Linked DNA regions of Homo sapiens: region 2 is linked to region 1. Evidence: chromatin contacts called from ENCODE POLR2A ChIA-PET data. All regions are on one chromosome and are shown on one strand. The core of a region is the stretch at or near the end of the contact, and the rest is flanking DNA. Distances in the headings are between cores, read along the strand shown. Region 1 overlaps SDK2 (sidekick cell adhesion molecule 2). Region 2 has its middle 140 kb from the start of LINC00469.

What was found. ChIA-PET counts read pairs that join two places held with the same protein, here RNA polymerase II (POLR2A).
Region 2: POLR2A ChIA-PET joins it to region 1 with 10 read pairs in activated CD4-positive, alpha-beta T cell. The contact joins two enhancer-like sites. POLR2A ChIA-PET finds 5 or more read pairs at or near these places in 2 of 52 experiments (H1 and activated CD4-positive, alpha-beta T cell).

The regions. Positions count from the first base shown.
Region 1 is chr17:73,611,566-73,618,397 of GRCh38, reverse strand. All of the region lies in intron 1 of SDK2 (sidekick cell adhesion molecule 2), which reads left to right. Among named protein-coding and RNA genes, the nearest start is that of SDK2, 29 kb to the left of the region's middle. RefSeq lists an enhancer at 5,823-6,359. Within about 2 kb of position 3,962, at least 2 of the 41 ENCODE cell types and tissues checked have a DNase peak (open chromatin) inside an H3K27ac peak, as active enhancers do.
Region 2 is chr17:73,966,914-73,973,745 of GRCh38, reverse strand. No RefSeq gene overlaps it. Among named protein-coding and RNA genes, the nearest start is that of LINC00469, 140 kb to the right of the region's middle. RefSeq lists an enhancer at 1-96. Within about 2 kb of position 3,656, at least 3 of the 41 ENCODE cell types and tissues checked have a DNase peak (open chromatin) inside an H3K27ac peak, as active enhancers do.

The sequences.
Region 1 (6,832 bases), core at 2,713-5,212:
CTGGAGAATCTTGTTTTGACGACTATAAATGAATCCACAGGCACAGCGAGCTCTCCCTCTCCATGGGGAGAGGCCAGTTGGCATGAACGGCCATTTCTGCCCCAAGCCAGAAGCAAAACATAAAATGAGGCTGGGCAAAGGTATGGGGTCTAATTAAGAGGGACACTCCTAGGTATAAGAGCTGCGTCATTTACAGGCTAATGAATGGGTTTGGGTTAGCAAATTACCATTTCCCTACCTGCAGGTAAGGAAACCTATCTATTGGTTCAAGGTCTCTTGCATTTGCCTGGTATTAAATTAAGCACCTCTCTCCCCTTTAACAGGCTTCTCTCCCTGGCCCATCACACTCCATGGGACCTCCCTGGCTCCTTGGCCTGGTGGGTTCGGTCTAGTGGTTAACTCGTCAGACAGCAGCTTGCCCTCCTGACATCTTGTTTTTCTTTGTTCTGTTTTGTTTTAAGGCGTTTAGATCTCGATGTGTTCTCAAAACAGGGTTGTTGGGTATTTTGTTTTGTTTTAGTTTTACCATATCCCAGAGGCCGGGGGATGGATGAGATGACTTCCAGAGGCCTTTTCAGGCTCCCTCTTATGATGTCCTGTTTTTCTGGAGGTGAATTGGGAATTCTTTAGTTAATGGGCATAAAGTGCTTTGAAAACACAAATTGTTAAGTGGCATCAGGGACAGACTCACTAATTATTTATGAGTTCAGGAGAGCCAGTTAATTCTCCAGGAGATGGAGTTGTATTGGCAGGGGGTTGGTAAATCACTCAGGAGAACGCAAATAGCTGGGACGCCCCCTTCGTAAGCTCCCCTGGAGCCTGTCGACTAGGTATGCTGGACAGGGAGAGATCTCTGCAGCCAGAGGACAGCTCTAAGGGCCTTGTTGCCTGTCACCCTCCTCCCCACCTTGGCTGAAGTTAAAAATCAGAGCCAGGAGCCAGAAGGGCCCCTGGGGGTCTCTGGGTTCATTTCCTTGCCTTAGAGCAAAACTGCATTCAAACCATCCTAGAAAGAGAAGCATTGACTCTTTGCCTCCTAAGAACCCCCTGAAGCCCTCTCCCCTCCCCTCCGCAGGAGGCCTCTCCCCTCCCCTCTGCAGGAGGCCTCTCCCCTCCCCTGGAGCCCTCTCACCTCCCCTCTGCAGGAGGCCTCTCCCCTCCCCTCTGCGGGAGCCCTCTCCCCTCCTCTCTGCAGGAGGCCCCTCCCCTCCCCTGGAGCCCTCTCCCCTCCTCTCTGCGGGAAGCTTCTCCCCTCCCCAGAGGCCTCTCCCTTCCCCTCTACAGCCCTTCACCTTCTTTGCTCAGTGCGAGGTCAGCTCTCTCAACCACCCCTGCCCACAAGCATGCTCACAGCTATGGCCTTCCATTCCTTCATTCATTCAATAAACATGTGTCGTGGGCCTCCCATGTGCCATGCATGGGCCTGTGAAAACCCGCCCTCTCATCCCAGCACCTTTTCTAGACCTCCGCTCTCCCTAGGAGAGCTGTCTCTCCGCCCACTTTGTCTCCCCTCTGCATTCTCAGCTATCCCCACTTCAGAAGGGGCTTCTGTGTCCCTGAGCCCTGGAATCTGACCCCTTCCCCAGGCATCTCATGGTGGGAATGCGCACAGTGCAGTGCCTGCAGCTCTGAGAGCACCTCCCTCACCTCTCAGGCACCTCTCTAAGGGCTGGGCCCAGGAGGAAAGTGGCTTCCTATCCTGTAACTCTCACAGCATTCTGCAAAAACTAGCTGGACTAGTTAGTTTCTTATCTTCCTTCGTTTATAGCATCATGGAACGTTCATTTTCTCAGCCCCAAACACCCAGGACTAAGATTCCATTACTCCAGAAAAAGGATCTGCTGCCACGTGGTAATTCAGCCAGGAGAACGAAACAAACCAAAGCAACAAACCAAACAAAGACAAATGCGTGCTCAGGCCTAAGCATTGCGACAGTGGTCCTTGAGGCCACGGTCAGCCTGCCCAAGTGAAAGGAAATCACCGTTGCTTGCCTCTTTCCCTCTTGTTTTTTTCTCCTTCCTGAGCCTGCATGTGTGTGTGGGATGCTGAGCTGGGGCTGGGGAGACTGTTGAGGTGGGGAGCCGGGGGTGGAAATTTGTCTAGCTCAGACAGGCGGGGAGAGGGTGGGGAAGGCAAGCAGCACCGGGATGCCTGGGGCTGCCGAGCACAAGGTTCACAGTGCCCTGAGGTCAGTTTGCAAGGTAGCATGCAAGTGGCTTGCCTTTCTGGTCGCTTCCTGATGTTCTGGGGAAGAGGAGGTACCGATTCCACAAACTGGATCATATGTCTACTTCATGCACACTGTCAAGCTCAGATGCAGAGGGAAGAAGTATGTATGTGTGTGTACGTGTGTGTATGTGTGTTCATGTGTATATGCATATGTGTCTACATGCATGCGTGTGTACGTGTATTTGGGTTGTGTGTTCATGTGCATGTGTAGGCATGTGTGTCACATGCATGTGTATTTGTGTATATATGTATGTGACTGTGTGTACATATATGTATGTGTGAATGCACATGTGGTTGTGTGTATGTGTTGTATGTTATTGTGTGTATGTGTATTTGTGTATATGTTTATGTATGTGTGTATATATTTGTGCGCATGTATACTTGTGTGTGTGTGTTGCTTATTTCACATGACTCTGGTTTAAAAACGTGGCCTCCAGTGGGCTGTCGGACCAGCTTGTGCATCACTCTGTCTTCCCACATCCTCACCCTGGGCATCACCTAGCTGAGAGTTTTATTCCAGAACAACTTCCACCGCAACCACCATCAGACCCTGGGGTCACGTGTGGTGGACAGGAACAGGACTGGGGATGGAGGGAGGGACGGGGCTTGGGGAGAAGGTCTGTGTCTCCCTTCTTTTTGGTGAGCCGAACAGAACACTGGACCTGTCTTATCCCTGATGTTCTCTAAGTGTTATGCAAAGACCTGGACTCTGCAGAGAAACCTAGAAAGAGACTTGCTTTGCAGCTCAGGAGCATATAGCTCCACTGGGACTAGGGCTTATGGTGAGGAGGGCATCCGGGCAGAGACTCATACTTCGTTGGGACATCAGGAGGCCCAGTTCTAGACTCAGCTCTGCTAGTGGCCAATTCAGGGGCCTCTGACAACTTACTTTACTTCTGGGGCCTCAAATGCATCATCAATGACAGCAGAACGTTAAAGTCAATGATGTTTGAGGTTATCTTCTTGCTAGATCTATCTAAGACTCTGAAGTCAACAGTTGTAACATCAAGTATGTACTCATTGTGTGTCAGGCACGGTTCAAAGAGTTGAAAAATAAAAACAAGGACAATGAGAAAAATAATAACCTAGAGGTGGCTGACACTTACTGAGCACTTTCTTCTGTGTCAGGCACGATTCAAACATCAGTTTAGGAGCAGCCTTTACAAACTTTCTTTTTTTTTTTTTTTTTATCTTCTATTCAGGGGACACACATGCGGGTTTGTTACCTGGATATATTGTGTGATGCTGAGGTTTGCGCTTCTAACCATGCTGTCACCCAAAAAGGGAACCTAGTACCTGATAGGTAGTTTTTCAATCCTTGTCCCCCTCCCTCCCTCCGCCTTTTCAATCCTTATGCCCCTCCCTCCTTTCCCCTTTTCAATCCTTGTCCCCCTCCCTCCCTCCCCCTTTTCAATCCTTGTCCCCCTCCCTCCCTCCCCCTTTTCAATCCTTGTGCCCCTCCCTCCCTCCCCCTTTTCAAACTTTGTCCCCCTCCCTCCCCCTTTTCAATCTTTGTCCCCCTCCCTCCCCCTTTTCAATCCTTGTGCTCCTCCCTCCCTCCGCCTTTTCAATCCTTATGCCCCTCCCTCCCTCCCCCTTTTCAATCCTTGTCCCCCAGTGTCTTTTGTTCCCATCTTTGTGTCGCTGTGTACCCAACATACAAAGTGTCTTTCAAACATGCCCAGGACATGTTTCCCCAACCTCCAGTCTAGCCTGACTCACAGTCATCTAGGGGGAAACGAGTATAAGCAGGTAAATCCAATATGATGTTTAAATCAAGGGCTAAGAAAGAGGTGTCATCAAGTCCTTTAGGAAACCGAGGCAGGGCAGGAAACGTGGTCCATCCTCGGGTTCGAGAAGCTTTCTGGAAGAGCGAGACCCCTTCCTGCACTTAACTGTAAAGCGAGGCAAGAACCAGGCCTGCCACAGAAGGTGGGGGTACTTTCCAGGCTAAGTGAGTGAGCAGCCAGGGCAAAGGCCTAGAGGCTGCAAGGGCCCTGGCATGCTTGGGAAATGAAAAGCAGCTGAGTATGAAGTACAGCAGTGGGAGGGGAGGGGGAGGGAGCGAGGGCTGGGGAAGGGCAGGGGCCGGCAGGGAGGCCCAGTGGGCCAGTCTGGGAAAACTGGACTCTGTTGTCCAGATCTCGTACTCCAAAGGGGTGAGGAGCAGTGGTGTTTTCTTTTGTTTTTGTTTTAATAGCTAGATCTCTCTGGCTGCACTGTGGAAGATAAATTGAATTAAGGAGCACTGGTCCTTTGACTGCTCAAAGGTCCTCCTTCTCTCTCTCTTCATTTGCAGAAAGTAGCTGACACTTGGCTAATTCCTTCCCTGTGGAATCTGAGAGGCCCCTCTCCACGGCTCCCCCTTCCCTGTCCCCCTCCTCATCGCAGGGGGCTTGGCTGAGGCATCCCAGGCCTGTCCTGCTGTGGACCCAAAATAGAAGAGGTGGGGCAGCTGGGAGGGGCGTGAGGCCCTACGTGCCACTGGATGGGGGTTGGCCGGCCAACAAAGGGGTCCGGCCAGCAAGACTGATGGATGAGCATATGTAGGGGGAGGGGGCTGGGGGTGGGGGTGGGGGTGGGGCCGCACAGTGGCTCCGATTTCAGAAACCTGCCTCCCAAATGCCTGCAAACAGCTGACAGCCATGGAAAGCGGATGAAATGGGATTAGAACATCCTTTCCAAAGAGAGCACGGATGGCAGAGCGTGACAATACGGTGCCTGTCCTGCTGGCTTCACGGCTAATTCCGCCAGCCTGGAACCATCTCTCTCCAGGGGCCTGGGGCCAGGGGGACCTGGAGGGCGGGGGTGGGGAGAGCAGAGGGGGAGGGAGCGAGGTGAGCCGGCTGCTCATTGGCGTCTCCAGGGAGACGGGGCTTGGAGTCGTGGAGGGCCCCTTGGCTCCTCCAAAGGTCAGCTTGTCCATCTTCCTGCCCCCTGCCCAGCCACAGGATTATGGAGATCTTTTTCAGGGAAAACTAGTCTTGCTGTCTCTAACCCGGGCCTCACTTAGCGCTGCAGGAGAAAGTCTCCTGAAATGAAAATCTCTCGTGCCGCTTTGTGCTCCTCATTCCTCCCGCATCAACTTGAGCAGGACCTTGGTGTGTTTGTTCATCTATAAAATGGGACCGTGTTTCCCACCCCACAGGGTTGGTGGCAGATCAGACAGCATGTCGCACAGAGCCTGGTGTATACTAAACATCTGGTAGGCTGCTATTATTACCATTACTATTATTATTATTATTATTATTTGAGACGGAGTCTCGCTCTGTCACCCAGGCTGGAGTGCAATGGCGCGATCTTGGCTCACTGCAACTTCTGCCTCCTGGGTTCAAGAGATTGTCCTGCCTCAGCCTCCTGAGTAGCTGGGACTACAGGTGCGCACCACCAGGTACAGCTAATTTTTGTATTTTTAGTAGAGACGGGGTTTCACCATGTTGGTCAGGCTTGTCTCAAAGTCTTGACCTTGTGATCTGCCCGCCTGGGCTTCCCAAAATGCTGGGATTACAGGTGTGAGCCACCTCGCCTGGCCTACTGTTACTATTATTATTATTATTTGGCTCTCTGGGCTTCTCATTTTGCCACCGCCCCCAAGTTCTGAAGGGGTCAGAATGGGGAAGCCGGGACCCTCAGGCTGCCACCCTGGGCTTGTCGGCTGCAGAACTCCCTTCCCTTGGCCTCCTCTTCTACCCTCACCCCGGCAGGGCCACAAGGACCCAGTGAGGGTAGGGGACCTTGGGAGGCCAGCCTGCAGCCTAGGTGCAGCTGGGCCACAGGGACCCGGTGAGGGTGGGGACTGTGCGGGGCCAGCCTGCAGCCCAGGTGCAGCTGGGTCACAGTGACCCGATGAGGGTAGGGGACCATGCGGGGCCAGCCTGCAGCCCAGGTGCAGCTGGGTCACAGGGACCCCGTGAGGGTGGGGGACCGTGGGGGGCCGGCCTGCAGCCCGGGTGCAGCTGGGCCACCACTGTGGTGTACTTGCATTTATCTTTCCTCGCTTGAAGAGGCTGCAGCGGGGGTGAAAGGAATTGCTGTTTATTTTCATAACGAGTTCTCAATGCGTTTGCAAACTAATAAAATCAACTCATTAGGCCACATGTTTAATTCACAACTGTACTGTGGGGAGACTTCCCTGGCGGCTGATGGGTAATGTGGGCTCCCTCCTGAGACAGGGAAAGTGTCTGTGGTACTTACAGTCTCTGTGACCATCAGCACACGTTGGGGTCCTGCTTCTCCCCTTCCCCACGCAGAGTTGGGCATCAGTTTCTGTCCAAGCCCAGAGCCGGGAGATACTTTCATCTGACCCTGGGCTCTGGTGGCGACTCCCTCCAGCTTGGCTGCAGGGGCAGGGGCCGGGCAGAAGCTGGGCTGGACTGCCTGCTCCAAAGCTGGCAAGGACGTGGGTCCCAATAGGAGGAGCGTGGAGTGGGTAGGCCTTACAGAGCTGGGGTGGGGGCAAGGGACCCTCTCACTGCACCCTAACTTGCTGGGAAGCAGCATGACTGGCCATGAGGGAAGGTGGGGAAACTGAGGCTGGGAAAGCCTCTGCAGGTCACAGGCTCAAACTCAGGCCTCCATGAGGCCGTGCTCATTCCACTTACCA
Region 2 (6,832 bases), core at 2,407-4,906, 360 kb before region 1:
ATGAGCAAACTGTCTGCTGTCCACATGTGAAATAAAGACAGGATCTGGCCGGGCTGGGACTAGGGTGTGGGTTGTCCAAGTACAGGGACAAGGCCTGTCTTTAGTCCACATTTGGATATTTTGTTCGTTGTGGATAGTTTTTATTTCATGTTGGTTTCCTAAGAATGCCGCAATAAATATTATCTTGTTTAGTGAGTTTCTGGGGTCCCCCTAAATTTTCTGCCTGGACTGAGGGCCGGACTTGCTTCACTCTAGTCCGGGCCCTGTCGCACCCCTGAGGACTTCCCCCAAAGCTGGGAAGGCTGTGTCAGGGACAGAGCTGGGGCGATTGGAGCCAGGGCGCTGGGTGTGTGCACTCTTCTCTATGCTCCAAACCCTGCTGGCTCCCAAGGGTGAAGCAAATACAATCAGTCCCTGCTGGGAGGAACATGGCTGAATCTCAGAGCTGGAAGGACTAGGAGGTCACCTGGCCCAACTTTTCTCCTAATGCAGGAGGCCCCTCTGCAGCACTCTGGAGGGGAGAAGTGTCTGTTTCAGCCCACTGTGCACAGACAGGCTCTACTGTGTGGGGAATTTGTCTTCTCCGGTGATTGAAGCAGTGAACAATGTCTTCCTTGTCATTGCAGTAGACACCTCGTGGCTTCTCTGACATTGCTTATGGGCATGCTGGGGGCTGTTTAAGACCCTAACCTCTGTCTGCCCTGGGATTCAGGAGAGGTCCAGCCAGGAGGAGACGTGCGGGAGGAATGCAGGAGGCTTATGGGCAAAATAAACAGACCAACCCATCCTGAGAAAAGGAGTCGGAGTGTAGAGTTGGTTCTTGGGCACAGGTGCAGGGCCCGAGGGGAGGGGTCACTTAGTATGGTGGGGAGTGTTTTTTACGTTGTTGCCGTCTCTCTGTCCTGGGGTGTGGAGAAGGTAATGACAGACACAGGAACACACCAGCTGTTCTGGGAACTTCTGTCAGGCAAGGATACAAATACAGAAGCTCATATTGCTCTGTGGCCCACGTACCAGCATGTAATGCAAGGGTGATGGGGTACAGCTGGTGTCTGAGGACGACAGGGCAAAGTTCCAGAGAAGGCAGAGCACCTGGATGGCAAGGTAGAGCAGCTGCAGCCAGACCAGGAGCCACCGGCGAGTGACATGGGACTAGTGTACAGGGGACACCTCCCTTGTACCTGCATGAGCTTGAGGTCTCCCCTCTCCTCCCCTCCCCTGTCCTGCCCTTCCTTCCCCTCCTCTTTCCTTCTCAACTGATGAAACTCCGTTTTCACTCCTGTGTTGGTGTGACCTGGAGAAATATATGAGAAGTTTTCCAAACTGCTGTTGGGGAACGAAATGGAACCCATGAACCCATGAACCCAAAGTGCAGAAAGGGTGTGGTCAGGGGCTATGCTGACTGTCGCAGATGCGGGAGCAGCCCCAGAGCTTCAAAGGAGTGCAAGTTGCAGTGATCATCAGCGCGGTGGCCCCCGCTGTGGGCACGTGGCAGGACACACTCCCCAGCCCTGGAAGTAGGCACGGCTGTGTCTACTCTGTGAGCCAATGTGAGTCACTGCATCCCCTTACCCTGGCTGAGACAGCGTCTCTCGTAGCCATTGAAGTCACTGCAATGAGCAGAGCATCCATGAGCAAGATCATCATGGCATTTACTTAGCTTTTGGGGTTTCTTGTGGTCTGTTTTCACAGCACAGGGTGGCCTATCCTGAGGAGCATAGGAGGATAGGATCCACTTCTACTCGGCACTCATTGGTGCATCATTGTCCAGATGGGGACCCCATGCTATAGATTAGGGTCTTGGTTGCCACTCAGGCATCCATGCTGGGGGTGATGCTCACAGTTTTCCAAAAACAAATGCAAAGACACAGTGGGTTCAACTACCGCCTCCAGGCTGAGACATAAAACCGCCACTCAGATGTAAATCTCCCAGGTTTACCCTTGTATCCAGCTTTAGGCTCAGCTAAAAAAGAAAGTAATTAGTCTTTCTTGATTTCTTCCAACTCAATGGCAAAAAAAAAAAAAAATTCTAGTAAATAAATCTCTGGAACTGGAGAGGCAAAAGAACAAGCTGCATTGTTTACCCCCTCCATGCACTACAACTAATGATAGCAACAAAGAACTCGACTGACTTAGAAATTCTTTGTGATCCTTTAATACCACAGAAAAATAAGCCTGAGACAAGGATGGGGAAGTTGTAGGCACCCATGTGCGCAGGAGTGTGGCTGAATGCCTATTGTGTACCCTCAAGAGCTCTGTGGCATCTTCACAGTAGCAAAGATGATATGCAGACTCACTTGAAGCCAGCTTGATGGACATTGCAGGAGGAGTGTGGAATGACAGGTCACTATCTGGTCACCCACGCTGCACTTGCTGTTTCTTGCAAAGCGGAAATGTGATACTAGTTGAAAGCAGAGGCACAATTTGAAATTTCTTTTTCATTTTCAAGACTCTAGATTCATGGTGGAGTTGATACCTGTCTGTAAATACCCATGAATCTGGGGTTCAAAGGCCACCTGTCTGAGAGTCTGGAGCTGCCGTGGAAGGAAATGTGGAGTTGGATGTGAAAATACTTGTTCTTAGAATTGTTTGGTAGACTTCTGGATGGGCAGTGGCGAGGAGGGTAGCAAGATTTATGAATGGACAGATGGCTGAGAACTCAGTGTTCAAGAGAGAAGGAAAGCCGGGTGCAGTGGCTCATGCCTGTAATCCCAGCACTTTGGGAGGCCAAGGTGGGCAGATCACTTGAGGTCAGGAGTTTGAGACCAGCCTGGCCAACATGGTGAAACCCCATCTCTACTAAAAATACAAAAATTGCCAGGACTGGTGGCATGCCTGTAGTCCCAGTTACTCAGAAGGCTGAGGGAGGAGAATCACCTGAACCCGGGAGGTGGAGGTTGCAGTGAGCCGAGATCGTGCCATTGCACTCCAGCCTGGGCACCAGAGTGACACGCCGTCTCAAAAAAAAAGGAAACTCAGAGATGCAGAAATACCCAACAGATAGGGATGGGAGTGGTGACAGGGAATGCTTAAAAAACAACAGGAGATTATGAAGCAGGACATGTTCTTGGTGGCTACAGAGCATCAGGGACATGAAGACCCGAGACGGTGATGGCTGGAGGCAGATCAGTTAAGTAGGCATGAGACGAGGGAGCAGACCCCTTTGGGGGTGATCTCCAGGCTGAGCACAGACTGTTGGAGAGACAGCAGAGGCTGCATCAGGAGGGAGAGGACGTCTCCTACCCAGGCAAAAGAGACACCCTGCAGGAGCTAGAGCCAGAGAGGAGCCCAAGCAGGTGACGTGGGATGAGAGGACGGAACAGAGGGGCACCAGGAGAGGACTATCTCAAACTCGGGCAAAACATCTCATACCCTCTCTAAAGAGATGGCTCCCACTCAGGGATGACAATGAAGCGTGTCTGCAGTGATGGTGGGGGTGCATGGTGGAGGGAGACTGCTCAGTAGGCATCTATATGACACACACACAGTAGGCACTAAATAAATGCCTGTGGAAACTGATGAATACATTGCAGTAGACACAGTCGTACCAGTTTTGCGCTAGGAGCTGTTGCGTAACGGCAGCTATTCTAGAGAGTTATGGCTGTGATGAAATCAGCTGGGCTGCTGAGCGGCTCAGGAGAGTGAGGGCTGGTAGGTTTGGGACTTGGAGTTTACAATGAAGAGGAAGTGAACTAAACTAGCAGTGACCGCTGTGGCCATCTCTGAACATGAAAATGAGCAGCAGGAAAGGAGTGGGGCAGGGTGAAGCCTCCTCACAAAGACACACTCTAGGGTTGCACAAAGCGGTGGGTTGACTCCCCAGAAAACACCTCTTCGGGCCAGTGCAGAATAAAGGCAAATTCTGGTAAATATTGACCCTGTGCTCTCTGAAATTCAGGCCACTTCTTGCCACCACTGTGCTAGTGATCTCGGACCAGCAGGGTGGACCGGAAGAGGACTTTCGTGTGACTTTGCCATGTCTTGCTAGTGTAGCTAACATTAATTGAGCACTTAACATGCACCAGACATTGTGTAAGTGCTCTACAGGAATTAACTCTTCTAATCCTATGTGCCAGTAATAATTGCCTCGTTTTTACAGCTGAGTCAACTGAGGCACAGAGAGGCCATGAGCTAACCCATGTAGACCCAGGAACTGAGCACAGGCAGGTGGTACCAAGGCTTGTTTTCAGTCCCTTCCCTGTAGCTGCCTCTTCGAGTGCATGCATGTGTGTGGGTGGCTCTGGTTCCATGGAGGGCACGGCCACTGGACCCTTCAATCTTTGATGCTGCTGTTGCCTCCCTACCCGGCTCTGGAAGGCATGAGAGTATGGACTGTGGAATCGCATTTGCTGGGGTTTGGATCCCAGCTCTGCTTCTTAGGATTTGGGCAACCTCATTTATCTCATCTGTATAATTTGTGCTGTGAGGATTAGAGAAAACACATACATACAGTGTTTTGTATGTCTTGTGATGTGTAGTGGGTCTTCTATGAGAAGCCTGCACTCAGTCAACACTTGTTGTTCCTGTCCTAAGAAACATCCCCTGATGGAATTAACCAGTTCCTGCAGTGTGAGCATCTGCCTCTTCTTACCTTGGTTTTGGATCCTAATAGCATCCTTAGAGCTGATTCTTGGTTATGCCTATTATCAGTGCCTGGGATAGATTTCTCCTTGTTCACCCAGTAACTGACCTTGAATGGCCTCTATGGTCCTGACTCTTGAGTCACTGGCTGAATCAATTTGGTGTGTGCCTTCCAGACAGAGGAGGCCCGTGAGTGATGGCTGGGAGAGGAAGGAGCTCCATGCAGTGGGGCAAGTTCAGGCAGCTTGGTTGTGCTGGGGCATAAATTACAGAGAAGAGAGGCTGGAGGGGGCGCCAGTTTCAAGGAAGCCCTTGTGGTACAGCTTAAGGAGCTTGAGCTTGATCCTGCACTCAATGGAATGGAAGCATTTGAGGGTGTTACATAGGAAGGCAACCTGGTTACATCAGGGAGCTCACTCCAGTACCTGTGCGGAAAATGGGTTGGAGGCAAGCAAGACTGGAAGCCAGGATGCCTGCTAGGAAGTTGCTGCTATTGCCTCGGCATCAGCTGAAGGAGGGGCCCTACAGGATTTGGCCTCATTCAACTTCTTGGGCTCACTTCCTGCCTCCCTGCCTCCTGCTCTCTCTGCTCCTGCCTCATTTTCCCCTTGTCATTCCTCAAATTCAACAAGGATGCTCCTGCTGCAGACATTTGCCCTTACTGCAGCCTCCACCAGACACACTTCTCTAAGGTGTGTGCATGGTCTTCAGGTCTCTGCTCAAATACTATCTTACTGGGAAGGGTTTCTTAAGCACTCTGCAATAAATAACTCCTTGACTCCCTCACTTTCTAGCCTTTGATCCTACTCTATTATTTTCTTTACTTTCTCTCTTTATTTTTAGAGACAGGGTCTCACTCTGTTGCCCAGGCTGGAGTGCAGTGGTGCAATCCTAGCTCACCTGCAGCCTTGAGCTCTTGGGCTCAAGGGATCTTCCTGCCTCAGCTAGGACTATAGGCCTGAGGCACTGCACCTGTCTTCGGCTTCTCTGTTATTTTCTTCCTCAGCACTTATCACTACATGATATTATATTTATCCATTTGTTTATTATCTGTCTCACTGCACTATAATATAAGCTACTCCAGGCAGGGCCAGTGGCTATTTTGTTCACTGCTGTCTTTATACAGGTAGACCCTCAATAAGCATCGAATGAGTGAATGAATCCAAGTGATAACTTAATATGAGGGTGGCTCAACCTAATCTGCAATGAGCAGGGAGGCATTTCAGGGAAGGATTCAGTACTGCCTGTCTGCACTCACTGGCAAACATCTGATTTTTAGTTCTAAGCACTAAAGGCAAGTCTCCTTCATGGGTCCCGGGGACTGGTTCATCATTAGAAATAAATCCCCCATAGCCTTGTGCAGGTAGTTTGTAGGGACAGGCTTGCACAGATAGTTGGGGAGCAGCTGGACTCCTGTGCAGACAGTTTGTGGGTTGTTCCTCCTGCGATGACATTGTTCTTCAGTGGTAAGTAATTAGAGCCTCAGGGCCACCTCTCATTTTGTGGATAAGCACGGCTCCAACACTTTAGGCGAAGTGCCCATGATAAGAAACAGAACATTGCAATGTGCTCGCACAAAGCAAAAAGTCAATAACTGCTTGACATTCTGAGAAGCAGATGTTCACTGGTAGATCCAACACCTTGGAAGGTCTTTTCTCAGTGGGCACTAAAGTGGTTCAACGATGGTTGCCTTTTATGGAAGATAAAATGAATGAAAAGCCCTGGGCAGGTTGGAAGCTTTTGTCCAGTTTTGGGGGCAATGCAATCAGGTTTGCATGAATTTCATCTTAGGACAGGTGAATGCAAACAGCATTAATTCATTAGCCTAAGGAAGTGACGATGGAAGTTATGATGTCACAGGTTTTCTCATCTGGATACTAGATGATTTAAAGGGACTTATTTCTTGGATGATCCTGTAAATTGGAGGACTGCATTGAAAAGTGGTCTTGCACCAGGAATCCTATGAAGTATAGTTTCCATGAAACTGTAGGAAATTGAAGCAGTCCTCAGAAATTCTGAACTGAAGATGCCATGTTCAGGGTCACTCTGGGTGAGTGACAAGTATCTAGACAACTATTACTGATGTGGATAAATTTGGGGAATTTCTTTTTGCTGGTAAGACTTTTCCTCCAACTGGAATTTCAAGTGGTTAATGGTAGAGACCTCAAGTGCATTGTATACAGATCTTAAGGAAGCAGGGGAGGAAACAGAATTCTTGAGAGTCTTCTGTTAGCAACAGTATGATAGGTAC